2 separate regions of the Homo sapiens genome follow, and region 2 is linked to region 1. A link is a loop called in an ENCODE intact Hi-C map of the cell type or tissue named here. Cell type or tissue: Calu3. All regions are shown on one strand. Each heading gives the region's core, and the rest is flanking DNA. Links, peaks and the distances in the headings are about the cores only.

What was found. Peaks named below come from ENCODE experiments on the same cell type or tissue, not always from the same donor. Only the 100,000 strongest peaks of a DNase experiment are listed, where the experiment ranks them.
Region 2: it touches region 1 in a loop (14-fold over the local background); 21 of 110 quality-filtered maps call a loop at or near these places.

The regions. Positions count from the first base shown.
Region 1 is chr3:34,681,698-34,685,805 of GRCh38, forward strand. No RefSeq gene overlaps it. Among named protein-coding and RNA genes, the nearest start is that of LINC01811, 520 kb to the left of the region's middle. In Calu3, for the core only: no CTCF peak of the experiment used is centred there; a DNase peak (open chromatin) is centred at 2,344.
Region 2 is chr3:33,978,020-33,982,127 of GRCh38, forward strand. No RefSeq gene overlaps it. Among named protein-coding and RNA genes, the nearest start is that of LINC01811, 180 kb to the right of the region's middle. In Calu3, for the core only: a CTCF peak has its summit at 2,477 (motif pointing right); a DNase peak (open chromatin) is centred at 2,472.

The DNA of each region.
Region 1 (4,108 bases), core at 973-3,472:
TTGTTGGCTGCTGCTCTGGTTGAAAGAGAGACTGGTTTTGTGAGAGGACGTGGACATGGTCATGGATGTGGTCACGGGAGAGGACAAGCTAGGCCAGGGTTTGAAGGCTGGCCTAGGCTTGAGAGGGATGAATGTATGAGATGCAAACAGAAAGGGCATTGGAAGGATAAATGTCCAGAAAGAGAAAAGGAAGAAAGCAGCAGCCAGGGACCTGATGCCCAGCCAAGGACTGCAGCCTCTAGCCATTGTTCTAAAGCCAGACGCTGATCTGGTTGGCTTAGCAGGAGTTGAGGAATATAAGGACTGAGACAGACTGGGATCCATCTCTCTAGGCCTCCAGGAACCCCTGGTCTCCATGAAAGTGGGAGGCCAACAGATGGACTTTATGGTAGATACAGGTGCTGAACACTCGGTGGTGACATGGCCCATTGGGCTGCTTTTTAAAAACTATGCTACTATAGTTGGGGCAACCAGACTATCAGAGAAAAGGCCTTTCTGTCAATCCAGAAGGTGTGTCATTGGAGGACAAGAAGTCCAACATGAATTTTTATATTTGCAAAATTGTCCAGTGCCCTCGTTAGGAAAAGACTTGCTCCAGAAATTGTAAGGACAAATCTTTACACCAGAAGGGGACATGACTCTAAACCTAGGTCAAAGAAAAGCCATGATAATGACCCTTACTGTCCCAACAAGAGAGGAATGGAGACTCTATGAGAGACGCAAAATTTGTAAAGATGCATTTTGACAGTGGGGAAATGAGGCAATATATGAGGAATTATTTCTCAAGCTGCCAGGGGTCTGGGCAGAAGACAATCCCCTGGGGCTAGCCATAAATCAGGCGTCCGTAGTGGTGGAACTGCTGCGGGGCAATTACCCAGTGTGAATCTGTCAGTATCACATGCCAGTAGAAGCCACCCATGGGATTATAAAGCATATAGACTGGCTCCTTAAATTTGGATAATAGAAAGATGTGCCTCTTCTTGGAACACTCCATTGCTACTGGTGTTAAAGCCCTCTGGGGATTACCGGCCACTACAGGATTTGCAGGCAGTAAATAAGGTTGCAGCTACATTATATGCCATTGTGCCCAACCCATATACAATGCTTGGGCAAATTCCTGCTGATGCTGCTGGGTTTATGTGCTTATACATAAAGGATGCATTATTCTGCATTTGACTAGCTCTTGAAAGCCAGGGCATCTTTGCCTTTGAGTGGAGCTCATCACAGTATACTTGGACCAGGCCTCCCAAGGATTTAAATGCTCCCCAACCATTTTTTTGAGGAAGCACTAGCCTCAGACCTGAAGGCTTTCGTGCCACCAAGTGACCGCTGTGTCCTCTTTCAGTACATGGATGATTTATTGTTGGCTGCACCCACAAAAGAAGAGTGCTTTCAAGGCACAGAAAGCCTCCTTCGTGTTCTGTGGAAGGCTGGCTATAAGGTATCTAAGGAAAAGGCACAAATCTGTGGCCAAAGAGCAAGGTATCTTGGCTTTAACATCTCTCAAGGGCAGTATGAGCTTGGACTTGAGCAAAAAGGGACTGTGTGCGGCATTCCTTGACCTGACACTAGACAACAAGTGTGGGAGTTTATAGGGGCAGCTGGTTTCTGTTGCATTTGGATTCCAAATTACTCGCTCTTGGCAAAAACATTGTATGAGGCTACCAAAGTGGGGGAAAAGGAACCCCTCCTGTGGAGGAAAGAACAGGACATGGCCTTCAAAGAAATCAAGAAGGTTTTGATCCAGATCCCAGCATTAGGACTGCCAGACATGATAAAGCCTTTTTACCTATATGTCCATGAAAGAAAAGGAATAGTTACAGGAGTCTTAGTACAAACACTAGGGTCATGGTATCGGCCCATGGCATATTTGTCCAAGCGACTGGACTTGGTGGCTATGGGATGGCCACCCTGTTTCAAGGCATTGGCAGCCACTGTCCTGTTAGTGGAAGATGCTAACAAGCTCACATTTAAACAAAGTTTAATAATTTGGATGCCCCATGCAGTCGTCACCCTGATGGAGCAGAAGGGTCATGGCTGGCTTTCTAACACTAGGATGTTAAGATATCAAGGGTTTTTGTGTGAAAACCTGTATATAACCTTGGAGACTGTGAATGCTCTAAATCCAGCCACACTGCTGCCAATAGAATGGGTGGAGCATGGAAAGTCCCGTTGTGTGGCCCAGGGTATCACTGTTTTGTGGAAACAGTGGATGAAGCTGAAAAGACTTAAAGAACCAGCCCTTAAAGGACCCAGATGTTGAATACTTTACTGATGGAAGCAGCTTCGTATCTGAAGGAAGACTGGCTGGATATGCAGTGGTAACACTGAATTCAGTAGCCAAAGCCTGCCCTCTGCCGGTTGGAACTTTGGCCCAAAGAGCTGAGCTAATAGCTCTCAATAAAACATTGCTCTTGGCCAAAGGAAAGTCGGTATACATCTATACTGACTCAAGGTATGCTTTTGCCACTCTGCATGCCCATGAAGCCATATCTAAGGAAAGAGGATTATTAACAACTGAAGGAAAGGAAGTCAAAAATAAAAAGGAAATAGAGCAGCTCTTAGAAGCTGTATGGGCTCCAAAAGAAGTAGCAGTCATCCATTGCAAACGGCATCGAACAGGAGGAGGTGATGAGGCTAGAGGAAAAAGAAAGGTGGACAGAGAAGCCAAAAGAGCTGCAATGACAGACGTAACTAAGAAGGAAGAGGAAACCCTTACCACGCCCTTACTGGAGCTTCCCCTTACAGAACCCCCTAACTACTCCTCTAATGAAAAGGCTTGGTTTGAGCAGGAGAGCAGAAGTTACCAGAAAGGAAGTTTGTGGAAGTTCTCAGATGGGAGACTTGCCATCCCAGAAACAATAGCTCCCCAGTTCATAAAGCAATTTCATCAAGAAACGCATATGGGAAAAACCGCATTAGAGACTCGTGTAGGATGGCATTTCTATGTGCCGTGCCTAACTGCCATCACTCGAGCTCTTTGTGAGCAATGTTTAACTTGTGCCCAAAACAATCCACAGCAGGGGCCAACATGGCCCCCAGGGATTCAAGAAACTGGAGCTACACCCTGTGAAAACCTGCTTGTGGACTTTACCTAGCTGCCTCGAGCCAGAGGTTACCGGTACATTCTAATGTTTGTCTGCACTTTCTCAGGGTGGGCCGAGGCATTTCGCACCAGGACAGAGAAAGTTCGGGAAGTAACCAGAATCTTATTAAAGGACATTATTCCTAGATTTTGACTGCCTCTAACTTTAGGACCAGACAATGGCCCAGCATTTGTGGCAAAAATAGTACAACAGCTAACGCAGATGTTAAAAATCAAATGGAAACTGCCAACAGCTTATCTATCGCCCACAGAGTTCTCAAAAGTTGAAAGAATGAACCAGACACTCAAACAGCTGTTAAAGAAGTTTTGCCAAGAAACTCATCTAAGGTGGGATCAGGTGCTGCCCATGGTCCTTCTCCGAATCAGGTGCACCCCTACTAAATTAACTGGGTATTCACTCTATGAGATTGTTCAGCCGACCACCCCCTATCATAACTCAGATAAAAGGAGATTTAAAAGAAATTGGGGGATTAACCTTAAGAAGGCAAATGCAAGCCTTAGGTGAGGCCGTGCAGGAAATACAAGGGTGGGTAAGAGAAAGGATACCTGTTAGCCTCACAGATGCAGTACATCACTTCCAACCTGGAGACTCTGTCTAGATCAAATGATGGAACCCATCCACTTTAAGGCCTTTATGAGATGGTCCCCATATTGTGATCTTGTCTACCCCCACTGCTGTTAAAGTTTCAGGTATCACACCTTGGGTTCATCATAGCTGGCTGAAACCAGCAGTAGCCACCTCCCAGGACCAGTGGACCAGTCAACAAAACCCAGACCACCCGACACGGCTGATCCTGCAGTGAAACCAAGCTGCTGCTGACAAGGACAACTGCCCTGCTCCGACCACACTGGAGGCTGGTCGGTCCATGCATGGCTGAAGCTTGAGGAAACATGGAGCCTTGTTCTAGTCACACAACTGGAAGCTGACTAGTCTATGCACAGCCAAAGCCTGAGGAAGTCAACAATAGACAAGAAAATGTGGATTAAATTTACAAACATAGT
Region 2 (4,108 bases), core at 1,091-3,590, 700 kb before region 1:
CCTTTTCCTTTTTCTTTTTTTTTTTGAGATGGAGTCTCGCTTTGTCTCCCAGGCTGAAGTGCAGTGGTGTCATCTTGGCTCACTGCAACCTCAGCCTCCTGGGTTCAAGTGATTCCCCTGCCTCAGGCTCCCAAGTAGCTAAGATTACAGGTGCATGCACCATGCCTGGCTAATTTTTGTATTTTCAGTAGAGACGGGGTTTCACCTGGTTGACCAGGCTGGTCTTGAACTTCTGAGCTCAAGTGGTCTGCCTGCCTCGGCCTCCCAAAGTGCTGGGATTATAGGGGTGAGCCACCGTGCCTGGCCTCCTTTTTCTGTTGGAGTGTTTATCTTTGTCTGCCTTGGCCCTGGCAAGATTTTTTTTCTCCCATTATCATGATAGCAAGTGAATTAGTGAGTGTTTTAGATCACATCTTACCTCCAAGAAGAAAGGGGAGATAAAAATAATCTCATATTTGCTCTAGGTTTGGTCAGCTCATTCCTGCTATGCAAGCATGTTAAAAGCAACCACTATAAAAAGAAGAAATTAACTCTGCAAAGCCAAAACCCAGAATTATAAGAGATGCTCAGCAAATCTTCACTATGGTCAGGCTCTTGGGCTGGGCAGGTACCACCCGGGAATGTAAGTGTGAAGTCAAGCATCCAAACACTGTGCCTGGGCCTAAGCAGACTCCATATGGGACTAGCTCCTTTCCTCACTCCCTGGTTCTGATGGAAAGTCATGGATGCTTGGCCTAGCTGTGATGATATGATGTGGAAATTTCAGTGTCCTGAGCAGAGGTGCTGGGAAAGGAATGGTAAAAGTTCCCTGGGGCAGTGTGGGCAATAGAGCAATTACCATGCTTCCCACTGGACTTCACAAGAGCCTCAGAATCCAGATGATCCTCTTCTGCCCTTCTCTAGAGGATAAGCCTTGCTGCTTTCCCAGGGAACCATAATTCTTCAGCACTTGATGGTGAAATTGTCTGTTTTTCAGCATCTCAGTTCCACAATTGCACCTCATTTACAGTATTGCTTAAGTGTCCCTGAGGGCCCCTGCAGAGCCACCAGAGAGTTTGTCCACAAAGAGAAAACTCTTCAAGCCTTTACCTCCCAGGATCTTACTGCATCTGCTGGCCTATCTGGTAGAAAAGCTGTAGGATTTTGACTTACATTTTTTTGGGGGGAGGGAGTAGAGTCACTAGGGGGTTGGCTTGAGCCAGGATGAGCGGAGAACCCATGGAAACAACTTAAGCCAACTTGATTTCTTTCAGAATCCCATGTGCTCACTCAAAGATTGCATGGGATTTACTGTTAAGGAACCAGGTGAGTCAAAATCTTTCTAAAGAGATTCTGAAAAATATCTCTTATTATTTCTTATTAAATTTAAATAACTCTTTTTGGGATTATAAATAAACTTTTCATTACTCACTTGAAGGTAATAAATCCTGTGATTATTCTGCTCTGAAGTATTATGTCCCAGCTTGCCTTTTCCTGCCATCCAACTTGTGCCTAGCTTTACCTCACCCACCACCAGTTGGTATGTGTTTAAGAAATGAAAAAGAATTTTAATATATGCCAAGGTAAAATATAATTAGTCTTGTAAATCTTCTGTTTAAAAGGGCATGAACAAATTCCCCAGACTAAATAGAAATTACTTCTGGATTGTCTTCTATTTTCAATTATTTCTATTATCTGTCCCTTTTTTTTATCATGGGTAATCAAAAGTTGATCATATTTTCAAGAAACTGAGCCAAAACAAAGCAGAGTAAACAAAAAACCATAATCAGGGGACAAGGTAGGGGGGAAAATGTGAATGAGCCATATAGATGCTTTGTGCATCAACTGTGTGTTTATCTATCCATCCATTCATCCATCCATCCATCCACTATTTAGTTTGTCTGTACATGTGAAGTATGATTCTTAGAGCTGGATATCAGGGTAGAAATCCCAAAGGCTTTAAAGTTACAATGGCCTGGGTTATAATTTTGACTTTAAATTTATGCTAGTTGTGAGTTCTACAAAACTCACGATTTCTGCAGCCTCAGGTTGCTCATCTCTACAATGGGTTTCCAAACCCCTCCTTTACAGGGGTTTGCTATTATGTACCTGGAACAATACCTTGTATATACGAGTTTCATAAATATTGTCTCTCTTGTTTCACGTTTCCTTATCCTTCTCCTGATTAACTGATAGGCACCTTGAAGAAAAGTCACATTAAAATGGAGCTTACCCAGACCTTCCTGTCTTGTCGTTTTTGTTAAGAGAAGTAATTGAAGAAAATAACAGTGAACAATGTGGCACATAAGACGGCCCAATGCACTCTAAAAGTTAATGTTTTCCAAGGATGTCTCATACCCCAGAAGATGAGACTCAAGCTTGCAGACCTGGAGCATCCTGGGATCTTGGCCAAGCCAAACATCCATGAGATGCCAACCATGCATTCCGTTATACTGGACTGGTCTTGTGGAGCTGCTGCCCAGCATCTCCCTTACGCTAGATGGAGCTACCATTCCATTATATGTTAAATTCCAGAGTTCAACAGGTGTGATTTCCTATTCCCATTCTATTAGTCCCTGTTAGAATCTGTTAGAACTAATCTCAACATGCCATCCAGCTGAGTTTGCCTCAGTGACTGTCAAGTGCCTGAGTCTCTCTGGCATTCTATCCTCAACTGTACTTTTATACTCTGTGGTTCTATTCCTCCCTTATTCCGGGATTTCTTAACCCAAGGTTTCCAGCACTATTGGCATTTTGGGCTGGTTAACTCTTTGTTATGGGAGGCTGTCCTGTGCATGTTTAGTAGCATCCCTGACTTCCACTCACTGGGTGCTGGTAATATGCCCTCAGCTATGACAACCAAAATGTTTCCAGGCCTTTCCAAATTTGGGGGGCAATATTGCCCCTGATTGGGAACTGCTGTTCTAATCTAACCCACACCTTCCATTATGCCCTCCGAAAGTGAAGTGTCACCAGGAAACTCATCTCTAACCTCGTCTCTGAATTTTTCTGTTTCCTTTCTCCAATTGGAACTTGGTATTCCCTTGGTTGTCTCAAATGGAGGCTGTTTCGTCTCCAACACAGTACCTACCTAAGAGCCAGGAGGTGAAATAAGTGTCCTCTTTGCTCCCCACTGATGCTTTGAAACAGGCATTTACCTTACAGCCCACAAAATCTGCCCCTTTCAAGCTTATAACATCTGGTAATGCTATTCTTTTCTACTCTTTCGTGTATGGTCCACTGACTGCCTCATCTCTCCCCCTTATTCACAGGAGAATTCAGTACTTGGTTACTTTCTTATTCTTCTAAACACTTCCTAAACACTGCCATCATTCTCAGTGTTTTTAGCATCCACACTGATGACTTCAACACCATGACCTCTTTGTTTCTGGCCTGATTTTCAATGACCAGTTAAATTACCAAATAAATGATGGAACACTGAAAACGTACCAGGCACTGTTCTAGATCCAAGGGCTACAGGAGCAATGGAATAGATATGATTTCTGCTCTCATAGAGTTTACATTATTAGAGTGGAGAAGTGCAAACAATATGCAAATAAATATATGAAAATTTCATTTTGATAGTTGCTATTAAAGGAATAAGCAGGCTCTTGTGGATAGGGAACAAGAGGGTTGGAGGGATGAATTTGCATAGCGGGGCAAGGAAAATCTTTTCTGAGGTGGTAAAATGTTGAGTTGAGACTTGAGAGATGAAAAGGTGTTGACCATGCAAACAGCAATGGGAGGAAAAATTCAGGAAGAAATGGGAAGTCCAAAGGCTTTGGGGGTGGTAATGAACATGGAATTCAAGGAATAGAAAGTTGGCCTGCATGTCTGGGGAGTAGTAAGTGAGAGAGAGTGGTACTGGAAGAGATGAGTTTATGAGGTAGATATGTGTGCCTTTGTTGATTTGGTTGTTTGTATCTCATGTGCAGAAAATTGAGTTGATTATTCTCAGTTTATGACACCATGTCATTGTTGGTCTAATGGCTGCCCTTTTTAATTTTTAAATGTATTTTTCCTCTTTATCCCCAATTTTCAATCTAATTTTCCTACCTCCCATATGCTTCCATTTTGTGTATTTTTTGTATATATCTTTCTATTCTACTTTCCATACATCTGTTTACAT